2 separate regions of the Homo sapiens genome follow, and region 2 is linked to region 1. The links are chromatin contacts, found by Hi-C or POLR2A ChIA-PET in ENCODE. All regions are on one chromosome and are shown on one strand. The core of a region is the stretch at or near the end of the contact, and the rest is flanking DNA. Distances in the headings are between cores, read along the strand shown. Region 1 holds the start of POLR3B (RNA polymerase III subunit B). Region 2 holds the start of SART3 (spliceosome associated factor 3, U4/U6 recycling protein).

Region 1 (6,468 bases), core at 2,852-5,351:
GAAAGTTTTTGGACTATCCAGTCTTGCCTAAAATGCAGAATGTTCTGACTTCAAGGGCTCTCCCTCTGCTGTTGCCTTTTGAGACTGAAGAGTCCTTATTCTTTCTCTGACATTGTTTCTGGTCTTCTCTAGTTCTATTATGAATTAATTGAGACATAGAAATCAGAACCATATGTATCTTTTTTCCCAGTCTGAATGCATCAAGGTTTCAAGAAAGGAAGATAATCTTTTTCTTTTGTTTCTAGCACCTTCATGTTGAAGCCTCTCAGAGCATGGTCTAATTTTTTTTACAGGGCATAACAGTCCGTGATGGTACAGCTCCAGTGGATCTTTCTAGTGTCATCTACAGACACGTCCCTTGAAAAGCCCTATGTGAGAACCACACTCAATTGTCAGAATGTGGTATAATGTACTCTAATGCCCTCATGCCATTGCTCACGCTGTGTTTCCCTACTTGAAACGTTTTCCGCTACCCCATGCTTTTGGTATGGCGTTATGATAGAGTGGTTAAAAGCATGGGTTCTGGGGTCAAATAATTATGGATTTAAATTCCAGCTCTGCTTGGGCAAGTGTCTTAACCCCTGTGAGCCTTAGTCTCTTTACCTTTCAAGTGGGGATAATCATACTTATCCCCGGGGTTCAGCACTCAATTAGAGAATGCACATCAAGTGGTCATTGCAATGCCTAAGAGTAAACACTCGGTAAATGTTAATATTTCAAGGCCCAGCTTGGACACCTCTGCCTTTCCTTTTTCCTTGCTCTCCCTTAAACAAGATCCCCTATTCCCCCATGGCACTGGTCAATTTTTCATCTGGCTACCATAAGCCATTGTACATTAAGTGATAAGATAGTATTCCAACATGTTAACCATTTTTCCTTCTGTGATTTTTTTTTTTTTTTTTTTTTGAGACGGAGTCTTGCTCTTGTCGCCCAGGCTGGAGTGCAATGGCGTGATCTCGGCTCACTGCAACCTCTGCCTCCCAGGTTCAAGCAATTCTCCTGCTTCAGCCTCCCGAGTATTTGGGATTACAGATGTGCGCCACCACCTCGGGCTAATTTTTGTACTTTTAGTAGAGACAGGGTTTCACCATGTTGGCCAGGCTGGTCTCAAACTCCTGACCTCATGATCCACTGCTTCGGGCTCCCAAAGTGCTGGGATTACAGGCGGCGTGAGCCACCGCGCCCAGCCTTGTGATCTCTTTTCCCTAATTTCCCACCCCTCTATTCAAACCACTGGTCTTTTTGTACTAATACCTCAGGAAAAGGACATGGCAGCAGAAAACAAAGAAATGCTGAGACTGTTCCTGGCTTCTTGGTTTCAAAACTCCAGTCCCTTAGGGTATCAGAAAGAAGTTATAGATTTGATCTGGGGGAAGGACTATGAGGGACTGTGGCAGCTATGGTCTAAGGGCCAACACCGTTCAGCATTAGCCGATTGTTGCCGTATAGGACTTTGGGACCATGGCTACCAGAGCCTCCTGCTTTTGAAGAGAAACTAAAAACAATCAGGATTCTTAAAAAGTGAGTATAATATCAAACATCACCCATTCGTTGCATTTTTTCTTTCAACTCACTCATTCAACACAAATATATTCAGGAACAACTGATGGGTTAGAAGTTGGAAACACAAAGACAAACAAGATAGTTCCCGTACCAAGAGCTCAGTCTGGATAATGAGACACATAAAAAGAGGATATGGCATTGAGTGATAAGTCTTAGGTTAGTGATTTCCAAAGCATAATCACTGGAAAGCAACAGCAGGGAACTTACTAGAAACGCAAATTTGCAGGCCGGGAGTGGTGGCTCACGCCTGTAATCCCAGCACTTTGGAAGGCCGAGGCAGGCGGATCACCTGAGGTATGGAGTTCGCGACCAGCCTGGCCAACATGGTGAAACCCCGTCTCTACTAAAAATAAAAATTTAGACGGGTGTGGTGGCGCATGCCTGTAGTCCCAGCTACTAAGGCGGCTGAGGCAGGAGAATCACTTGAACCCAGGAGGCTGAGGTTGCAGTGAGCCAAGACCGAGCCACTGCACTCCAGCCTGGGTGACAGAGTGAGACTCTGTCTCAAAAAAAAAAAAAAAATGCAAATTTGCAGCCAGCGCGGTGGCTCACGCCTGAAATCCCAGCACTTTGGGAAGCCGAGGCAGGCGGATCACCTGAGGTCAGGAGTTTGAGCCCAAACTGGCCAATATGGCGAAACCCCGTCTCTACTAAAAATACAAAAATTACCTGAGTATGGTGGCACGCGCCTGTAATCCCAGCTACTCGGGAGGCTGAGGCAGGAGAATCGCTTGAACCTGGGAGGGTACAGTGAGCTAAGATTGCACTACTGCACTCCAGCCTGGACGACAGAGTAAGACTCCATCCCCGCCCCCCACCAAAAAAGCAAAATTTCAGCCCCAATTTACCAATCAGAAAGCTGAGATTAGTTTAACAAGCTCTCCAGGTGATTCTGATACACCCTAAAGTCGGAGAATCACCTTGATAATGGAAAGCAAAGAAGACTTTGGCACAGACAACCAACACACTTGAGCCAACCTTGAGATCCTCTGCCATCTATAAATCACTTTCACAGTCCCTTCTAGGCTAGATGCTAAATTGGTTGCAATCTGGTAATGCACAATGATGAGACACAAGTTGTATCTTGTCTCTGTAATAAGTAAATTGTAAGAACTTCAAAGGCAGGGTTGATTCTACTTTTGGTGTTTTTTCCATTCTTCTCGTATTTCAGATATCAGTGCAATACTTAGAAAATACGGCCGGGCGCGGTGGCTCACGCCTGTAATCCCAGCTACTCGGGAGGCTGAGGCAGGAGAATGGCGTGAACCCGGGAAGCGGAGCTTGCAGTGAGCCGAGATTGCGCCACTGCAGTCCGCAGTCCCACCTGGGCGACAGAGCGAGACTCCGTCTCAAAAAAAAAAAAAAAAAAAAAAAAAAAGAAAATACAAGTACTGAAATTTAAGTAGCTCTTTAGTAAATAAGAATAATTAACCTGGTGCAAGGGTTCTACCTTTATGAGGGAGAAATTGGAAAGCATATATGTACTTACAAATTTTCATAACTTTTCTTATCGTTGTAAAATATACATAAAACTTAGCATTTTAACCCTTTAAAATGATGTACAGGTCAGCAGCATTAAATACATTCACACTGTTGTGCAACCATCACCATTCTCCATTTACAGAACTTTTGCATCTTCCCAAACCGAAACTCCGTACCCATTAATTAATTGGTGCATTTTGCCTTGTTTTTTCTAATAGGATTTTTCTTTCTGTTGATTTGTATGAGCTCATTTTAAATTAGAGAGACCAGCCCTTTGTCTTCTGCCAATTTATTTTTTATTAATTCTATTTGTTGGTGATTTTTTAAAATCTGTTCAGAAAATTAAAAATTTTCCGTGGAATCATAAAATCGTGTTTAGATTATAAAATCCTTTATGATTTGACTGTTGCCGTCTTGAAAGTCTTCAACATCTCAATGTTATGAATATCTGCACTTACATTTTCTTCTAAGTTTTTGTTAACATTTCAATATTTAATCCACAAAAGATTCACTTACATGTATTTTTTCCCCAAATGGGTAATCAGCTCTTCAAACATTATTTACTGGACAGGCCATCCTTCCCCTACTAACGTAAATGTCATCTTTTCATATTAAATTTCTCCATGCGCTGGGTATTTACTCCTACATCTTCCATCTAGTGCTTTTGAGAATTTTCAACACTCTTCCATTACACGCATGTACCATCATTTATTTAATCAATCTTCTATTGGTAGGCATTTGGGACGTTTCCTGCTCTTCCATACTAAACAATGCATAGAATTTTGGACTACATTAAATAATTCTCTGCCTCAGTGGTTCAAGTTGCGTAAATTATGCGTTTACACTTTTCTTCGGATTACTTTTAAAATGACAACCACTATGTTTTGCTGGTCTCAATTACCAGAGAATTGGCAAGAAACCTGACAGCTGGGGCTTAGGATTCCCTGCGCCAGACCTCCGAGCTACACCAGAGGGCGTACTTTCCTTACTCGGCCTCGGCCACATCCGGGTTCCACCGCAGATTCGGGCAGGGAGCGGGCGGAACCTTTCTACCGCGTCTCTAGCTAACACGCACGGCGGGGACAGTTTAGGCCTCCGCGCACCGTTCGCCGGGAGTCTTGCAGTTTGCTTGGTGCAGGGAAGGCGGGCGCGGAGGTTCTATCTGTTTCTTCCTCCTTCGTGAGCAGCATGGACGTGCTAGCGGAGGAGTTTGGGAACCTGACTCCGGAGCAGCTGGCGGCGCCGATCCCGACTGTAGAGGTCAGTGCCAGGCACGCAGGGAGCGTCAGGGACAAGGATGCGCCCTGAGGGGGCGTTGCCCGGAGTGCTCGGGCCGCCAAGGGGGCGGGCTGGCGGTTTGTGCGCATGCGCCGGGCTTCTGCGCATGCCCAGAGCGTCGCGCTTGCGAGTCTTTTTTCCAGAGCCGGCCTCCGCGTGCGCGAGTGAAGGCTGATCCCAGAGGAGCTGTCAGCCGCTGCGGGGGCCGAGAAGCCCCGCTGCTGGCTCTAGGGTTGGAGCTCTTCCAGCATAGGTGTGCGTGGGGAGGACTGACCCTCGCACTTACTGTGGGGGACGTATTGCATGTTTGCAGTCTTACAGAGGACACGGGGCCAGGGAGCTCAGGCCATTTGCATGAGGCACCACAGCCGGCTGTGGGGGTAAAACCAGATCGTCTGAATTCCAAGCTAGTCATCTTTCCTTTTAACTTGAAGTTCCAGTTTGGGTTGCAGGGGAATTTTAAACGCCCTCAATATTTACTAAAGAATTTGCCTGTGTGTTTTCTGGGGGAGAGACTCCACAGCTTTCATCAGCTTCTCGGAAGTTAAGGACAGCTGCCCCACAGCGAGCTGCCCAGTGAAGTGCGGCTGTCGACATATTTTGTTATCTGATAAGGCACATTTTGTAATCTCTCTGAGCCTCAAAATCTACACTGACGTGGAATAGGGAAGTGGAGACGTGGCCGGAGAAGATAGCAAAGGAGAGATTTCAGGGAAAGAGAACAGGATACTTGAAACCTCCTCGGCAAGACCATTGGATGTTTTTGAGGAAGGAAAGTAAATCCAGTAGTATTAGAGTGAAGAAAAATAGAGGAGAAGAGATAAAAGACAGGGTTAAGTAAGGGTCTTGATTATGAAAAGTTTCAATAAACATCTGACAGAGCTTGGACTTTGTCTTGGAGCAGAGCTTTTGAAGGGTTTAAGCAGGAAAGTGACATGATCAGTAAGTCTATCGGATTATAAGAACCTCCTTGGCTAGGCGTGGTGGCCTGTAATACCAGTAGTTTGGGAGGCCAAGGCGGGCGGATCACTTGGGCTCAAGAGTTTGAGAACAGCTTGGGCGACATGGCAAAACCCTGTTTCTACAAATAATACAAAAATTAGCTGGGTGTGGTGGCGTGCACTTGTCCCAGCAACTCAGGAGGCTGAGGTGGAAGGATCACTTGAGCCTGGAAGGTCGAGGCTGCAGTGAGCCGTAATTGTGCTGCTGCACTCCAGCCTGGGTGACTGAGACCTTGTCTCAAGGAAAACAAAACAAAACCTCTTTATAATAGTTTGACAAGTTAAGGAAGTTGAATTAGCAGTTCCAACAGATTCAGTCTATAAGTGCATGCAATAGGCTGCTGATCATCAGGCAAAACTATTTTTTTTTTTTTTTTTTGAGACGGAGTCTAGCTCTGTCGCCCAGGCTGGAGTGCAGTGGTGTAATCTCGGCTGACTGCAACCTCTGCCTCCCGGGTTCAAGCAATTCTCCTGCCTCAGCCTCCCAAGTAGCTGGGATTACAGGCGCCCACCATCACCGCCAGCTAATTTTTGTATTTTTAGTAGAGACGGGGTTTCACTGTGTTGGCCATGCTGGTCTCGAACTCCTGACCTCGTGATCCACCGCCTCGGCCTCCCAACGTGCTGGGATTACAAGCGTGAGCCACCGTGCCCGGCTGCAAAACTGTATTTTAACCGTGAAAAGTGAATATCAAAGAGCCAGCATTCACTGAGCACTTGCTAATGTGCCAGGTTCTGTTTAACCATAACATGCATTATGTTATTTAATCCTCTGAAATAAGTACTATTTTCACCCCCATTTTGCCAGAGAGGCCCAAAGATGTTAAGTAAATAGCCTTGCATTAGAAGCCTGGTAGTGGCTAATCTGGAATTTGGACTCTTGTCAGTCTGACTCGAGTCTTCATCCCTAACTGCTATCGGACCGCTTCTCCAGAGAGCTGAAGAAATAAGCCTGGGAGATTTCTATTTCTTATCTGAATTTACACAGCTATGAAGTGAACAGTGCTATAATTCCAGCCTTCTGATTGAAGAATAACAGTTCCTCTTCCTGCACTCTGTATCCAATCCACCATCACCTCTAAAAAGTCCTGAGTTCTTAATCTATGCATATCTGAAACTTCATTCCCACCGTTTTCCAGCCCAG
Region 2 (6,468 bases), core at 1,192-3,691, 2.2 Mb after region 1:
ACTTATTTATAAAAAGTAGAGGGCAGGCGCGGTGGCTCACGCCTGTAATCCCAGCACTTTGGGAGGCCGAGGCGGGCGGATCACGAGGTCAGGAGATCGAGACCATCCTGGCTAAAACGGTGAAACCCCATCTCTACTAAAAATAGTAAAAATTAGCCGGACTTGGTGGCGGGCGCCTGTAGTCCCAGCTACTCGGGGGGCTGAGGCAGGAGAATGGCATGAACCCGGGAGGCGGAGCTTGCAGTGAGCCGAGATCGTGCCACTGCACTCCAGCCTGGGCCACAGAGCAAGACTCCGTCTCAAAAAAGAAAAAAAAAAAAAAAAAAAAAAGTAGAAATGCTAACCACCTGCCAACCCCAACAGGTTCCTCTGACAATCAGATGTAATGGGTGGGACAAGCTATACCAATGGATGACATCACTATCTCATAACAAAAATATCAGTGCCAGAGAGAGTATTATAAGGAAACTGACACTCAGTAAGGTTTAATGAGTAAACTAGATTAGCAACTTCACATTCACTGAGTGATTTCACATCCAGTGTGGCATCTAGTCCACATTTTAAGTGTAAATCCCACTATGAATAACTTAAAGGAAATCATTTCATCATTTGTTCTGAACCTCTGTTTCTTCATCTGTAAAAAGAGAATGCGGGCCGGGCGTAGCGGCTCACACCTGTAATCTCAGCACTACGGGAGGCCAAGGTGGGTGGATCACCTGAGGTCAGGAATTCAAGAGCAGCCTGACCAACATGGTGAAACCCCGTCTCTACTAAAAATACAGAAATCAGCCGGGCGCAATGGTGCGTGCCTGGATCCCAGCTACTGGGGAGGCTGAGGCAGGAGAATCGCTTGAACCAGGGCGGCAGAGGTTGCAGTGACACGAGATGGTGCCATTGCACTCCAGTCTGGGTGACAGGGCGAGACTCTGTCTCAAAAAAAAAAAAAAAAAAAAAAAGAGAGAATGTGCTCCATCTCTTCTGTTTGCCCCCTCCAAAAAACACCCTACCCTCTCCTCCCTGCCCTGTGTCCCCGAGTATAGACCTCATGCACAGGTTTCCTGGCTCTCCAGCTTCCAGATGGGTCTGCCCAGCAGGAGGCACCAGCAGAAGTTTGGTGGGAGGAAGAAAGAGAGGTCAGGGTATTTCTTCCCCCACCTCAATCCTTGACAGGAAACTGGGGCTGCTTCCCTTGAACAAAGTTATCAGCAGGTCTCAGGTGCCCTCTCCACACAATTCAGATCACACCCTTCACCCCTTCCGGCCCAAAGATGGACACCAGGTTCTGGAGTTACCAGCTATGGGATACTAAACCTTCACTCCCGATTTCCCTACCCACACCTTTATTGAGTTTCTCTCAGATCATCCTAATTTAAATGTGCCACCTATTTCCTGCTGAGATCCTGGATTATACAGTAGATATCACCACCTCATAAGGTTACAAGTGAGAGACCATGTTATGACTAGATGCTAGGCACTGAGCTATAGTTACTGTTACAACAATTATATTATGCAGAAATTGTTGCTCCCAATCTGCAGATAAGGAAGTCGAGAGGGTGAGAGAAATTAAGAAATTCTTACAAGCACATACAAGAGTTGAACAGCTAGAACTGAGGCCTTAACCTCCAGAACCAGAAACCTTTCCATTTCTATTATCACCATCGCGGTCAATATTTTTCTTACCACAAGTTTCATCATCGCCGTCATTCCTACATAACAAAATAACACTCTCTTGCGAATGAGTTTATTTCTACTGTTGGACGTGTGGTTAAGAGTGGGAGTTCTGGAATGGGATCAAAGTACAAGGCCTGACTTGCAGGAAGTGTTATCTTGAGCAAGAAACTTTCCTCCACGAGCCTCAGTTTCCTCCAGTAAAATGGGGATAGATAACAGGGCTTCCTTCACAGGGTCGTGGCGAGGATTCAATGAGATAACGTTTGCAAGGCAATGGGCAGGCAGTAAGCACTCAAATCCGACAGGAGCTACTGTCACGAAAAGCGGGTTTGCAGCCTTGGCGGCTTTATCGCCGCCGAGGACTAGGGAGGCGGGCCAGGACATGGGGACCCGAGGACCTGAAAGACTGGAAGATGCCCGCTGCCCACCCCCGGGCCCACCTGCTCCTCCAGTCTCTCAATCTCCAGCTGGTTTTTCTCCTCCTCTTCGTCATATTCCCACTCGTACTCCCCGGGGGAGCTCTCCGCGGAGGAAGCCATGGCGTACTCATCCCCATCGCTCTCGCTCACGCCTTCCTCCTGCTGATCCCACGCTGGCCCCATGGTCTTGTATGTCGCAGCGGCCACAGCCCGCGATAACACCTTCCTCCTTGTCCTAGCCGCCTTAACCTCATCCTCCTCTCCGTCAGCCTTGGGCCCAGCCTTGGACTCAGCCTCGGGTTCTGAAGCCGAGGTTTCGGCCGCAGTCGCCATCTTGCGCTTCTAATGACTCTCGGGTCTTCCCGCGGCCGCCGAAGACCCGCTGAGGCAGAAGCTGCCCGCGGCGCGCGCCTTATCAAAAACCCGTTTTCTTGCCATTGAAAGAGAAACTGGGAACTTAGATAACAGGAAAATCTCCACATACACTAAATTCACATTATTTTATACCCTGTAAAAGCTCCCACCAGATATAAAAACTCATTATAATGGCATGCGTTCCGTCACAACTTCGGACAGAAGTTGGGTCTTTGGGCAGGAAGTGGAAGCCATAGAGGAAGTCATGGAGCGAGAGTGATGTCTGTAGTGAAGAATTTGGCGCCATCTTGAGAAGGTCAAAGTGATTCTTCGATTAAATGCCTTACTTATCGCCTAGTGTGACCTGGCGCTTGGGTTTACTCTCCCCAGCAACTGCGCCTCAAACGCAAAGAAAACTGCAGGTCCTCGGGGAAGGATCGATTTCACCATTCAAGAGAAAAATCCATTTCCCAGATTCCTCCCCTTTATGTAAACGTCTGGTACCTAGTAGACGTTAAATACACGTGAGTTTTCCGGTTTTATAAGATCACATACTGCAAACCAACAGTAAATTACATTAATACGCATTTCTTTAGAAATTCTTAATTGCTAGGCACTGACATATAAATTGAGTTTGCTGTTGTTTTAGAGAGAAAAATAGACATATTCATTTTTTTTCAATCAGGACATGGTATTCGTTTCCTTCTTAAGCTTCCCATTTTTGAGGTAGGAAAGTATTGGTGTGTGTCTCTATCTCTACCTTGCTCCCTCATTAGCAGGCTTAATGGGCAGGAATTATGTCTGTTTTGCTTTCCGTTGGATCCCCGGGTCTAGTAGAGCGCCTTGACACATAGTAGGTACTCGACACAGATGCTGGCTTCATGATGAAGCAATTGTCCTCGAATTAATACAAAAGGGAAGATTCAGACTCAGCGAGCCGGTACCATTCGTCTAGGGACACACAGCCAGGAAGGAACCGAACCAGGATTCTAACCCAGGATTACCCAAGTTCGAATTCTAATTGAACATAAGTCCTTAGCGACCTTGGACGGACTTACTAAACTGCCCTGAATCTCGGCTTCCTTAGCTGCAAAATAGGGTTAGGAAAAGTGGACTCGGTGCTCCTCTGCGCCGCATTCCCGCAGCGGGATTTGTGAAAGCGAACTTGAGCCCCACACTGCAGAAGCCCTGAGGTCCTGTCTCAACCAGAATCCAGCACCCAGGACAAGCCCTCCAGCGACTTCAGACCTTCCCGCTCCCGACCCCGCCCGCCCCCGAGAGGCGTGGTCAAGGCGGGGCCAGAAGGCGGACGCGTGCACGGAGCGGTAAAGCGCAGGCGCAAAGCTTCGGTGACGTCAGAGAGGCGCGCTCCCAGCTCGGAGCCGACTCGCAGACGCGCCCCGCCCCTCGGCGTCGCTCTGGACTGGCGCAGGCGCAAGCCGGCAAGATGGCGGCGGCTGGGGCTTTCCGTCTGAGGCGGGCGGCATCGGCTCTGCTGCTGCGGAGCCCCCGCCTGCCCGCCCGGGAGCTGTCGGCCCCGGCCCGACTCTATCACAAGAAGGTAGGGACAAAAGAGGGACGCGCGGAATGCCGACTCAGCGGAGGCCTGGGCTGGAGGGGCGGCCGCGGGGTTCTGCGCAGCTAGGACTGGGAGCTGTCCCCTCCCACGTCTTTGCCCTGACTCGCTTTCCCTTGCTGCGCAGTGAGGCTCACTGCAACTGATAAACAACAGTTACCGCTCATCGGGCGGCGACTTCCAGGGGGCCCCGCCGCTGGCCGCGACTTCGTGCGTCCCAATTTTAAATTCGCCAACAGCCCAGGAGGCAGGGTCCTGTTGGGACTTGTCTTTCTGAGTCCAGGGACAGACACACCCCCGGAGCGGGCTCCGGCTTCAGCCACTCCGCTGCCCTGGCCAGATGACCTTGGGCTAGTCACTGCGCCTCTCTGAACCTGTTTCCCCAGGTGTAAATGGGGGGCTCTCAGCTGTCCCTTACAAAGGATACTGTGCGTGGAGTCCTGGCATGGTTCCTGGCACATAGGCCCCAGCACGAGGAGACCGTTTCTGTTACTGCTTTAGGAGTGCATAGGGGAGTCAGGCTTGTAACCAACATGCGTAATGTTTTTGTTTTGTTTGGGGGGTTTTTTGGCGGGGAAGGAGGGATAGATTCATAGTCTGCAGCCCCTTGCTGTCTGGTGGCACAAAGTCCCCCAGACGTGAGACTCCCACTCGAGAAACAACTAAAGAATGCCATAAATCAACGTGGCACAAAAGGCCCCTACATTAGATACTATCCTGAGGTCCCTTTTACTTGGAGTCAAAATCCTTAGTCAGATGGGGGGAAAAGGGGACTGGAAGATCGGCGTGCTTACTACTAACCAGTAACCAAACCTCAAGGTTATTAAGGCCTTCTGTGTGCCAGTTCGAATGGATGTTTATTGTGATCTGGCTTCTGCCCTTTCTCCAAGGGCTTCTTCACTCCTCCCCCTCCCGGGGGTGTGTTTTGTTGAGGGTACACCCTGAAGAAACTTGGACTAGCAGCCTTTCAGCAGCCAGGGTGCGCTGCTGCACCAGGGTGATGACAGGCTGTGAAATACGGTAATGGCACTGTTTTTATTTTAAAAGACACATAAACGTACACATTCCATAGCATTGTTCCCTGTGTAACAGTCACCTTAAGGCTTCTAAGAAAGCTTTCCCTCCCTGGGCCATGGTTATTTTTAGAATTTTTAAATAGTAATCATCCTTTGAGGATGGATTTTATTTGAAAATAACAAAACTGCTGTTTGAGCCCAAGTCTGGTGATGTAGGTGGGTGAAAGTCAAGTATTTTTGTAAAAATCCTATGGAACTAAGACATGATTTCACTGATTTTTTTTTCTTCTAGGTATCTCAAATCTGTGAAGTATTGTAGAGGAGACACAAAAGGAATTGGGGGTCACAAATGGTTCTCATTGACATGAGTGTAGACCTTTCTACTCAGGTGAAATTTGGTATTTAGTGATTGCCTGCCAGGTTCAAGATGCTGACCGAGGAGCTTACCATCAAACCAGAGACCAGTACCAATAGAGAGTGAACATGATTTATCTTAACCCTCTCATTTTAGGTTGTTGATCATTATGAAAATCCTAGAAACGTGGGGTCCCTTGACAAGACATCTAAAAATGTTGGAACTGGACTGGTGGGGGCTCCAGCATGTGGTGACGTAATGAAATTACAGGTATGGCTAGTCTTTTTTAATAGTGATAACAATAATCCCTTTAAGTTTACAAAGCACTTGCGCATTTCACTTGGTCTCCATCTTTATTCCTGTGAGATCTCCAAGCATTTCACTTGGTCTCCATTCCTGTGAGATGGGATGAGTCCATGTTAGATATGACTGGAGCAGGGCCTCAATCGTAGCTCTCCTGCTAGGCTAGTGTACTATGCCAACTTTTTCCAAAATAGAAAAGTAATCTCATTTTTGTACTCACTGTATCAGTTTAAATTCTGACTTCAGCCAACTAAAGAGTTTTGTGAATTTTACTGATCAAAGGAAAATCCCAGTGAGCTAGCAGTCCCCAATGAAACAAGAAACACAGTAAATTAAACCTGTCCCCAGATTGGGGGAAACATGAAAATAGTGTCTAGTGCTTTGGGTAAACTGTAGTTGTAGCACCAATCTGCTGCTTCATGGTGAGTGGGCAGCTTGCCAGAGGTCTTCATACCTATCTTGGAATACAGAAACAAAACAGGAGGAAACCACTAAGTGTAATCTGCTGCCCAAGAAAAAAGTATTAACCAGAGACCTTTATTGTGGACTCTGTCAGTGTTTAAAGAGGCCAGATTGCCCCAGCAGCTGTGAGCAGACTTCCACAAATAGAAGTTCATAGCCAAAATGCAGGCCAGAGTCACAAAACAAAAGAATATTGGAGTGGAGGGACATATTTTTCAGCTGATCTTTGTCAGTTGGGCCTGGATAGTTGTCCCTGCATTTCACTTTTCATCACTGAGCTCTTTGAAACAAGGCAAAGTCAGTAATTAATGC

The links. Hi-C counts contacts between places; a loop is a spot of excess contacts on that map. ChIA-PET counts read pairs that join two places held with the same protein, here RNA polymerase II (POLR2A). Pooled maps may share reads with other maps.
Region 2: a loop to region 1 is called in a map of naive thymus-derived CD4-positive, alpha-beta T cell, with 9 times the contacts of the local background. The contact joins the promoter of SART3 here to the promoter of POLR3B in region 1. A Hi-C loop is called at or near these places in 1 of 168 maps with a recorded cell type or tissue (naive thymus-derived CD4-positive, alpha-beta T cell) and 8 of 50 pooled maps. POLR2A ChIA-PET finds 5 or more read pairs at or near these places in 3 of 52 experiments (A549, OCI-LY7 and activated CD4-positive, alpha-beta T cell).

The regions. Positions count from the first base shown.
Region 1 is chr12:106,353,647-106,360,114 of GRCh38, forward strand. POLR3B (RNA polymerase III subunit B) reads left to right here and starts at 4,102. Exons shown (of 28, transcript NM_018082.6): 1 at 4,102-4,305. The coding sequence starts at 4,234.
Region 2 is chr12:108,558,732-108,565,199 of GRCh38, forward strand. SART3 (spliceosome associated factor 3, U4/U6 recycling protein) reads right to left here and starts at 2,442. Exons shown (of 19, transcript NM_014706.4): 1 at 2,112-2,442. The coding sequence starts at 2,423. ISCU (iron-sulfur cluster assembly enzyme) reads left to right here and starts at 3,865. Exons shown (of 5, transcript NM_213595.4): 1 at 3,865-4,005; 2 at 5,548-5,661. The coding sequence starts at 3,892. RefSeq lists enhancers at 2,521-2,580, 2,591-2,690, 3,545-3,604, 3,675-3,754, 4,285-4,354 and silencers at 3,965-4,084, 5,045-5,094.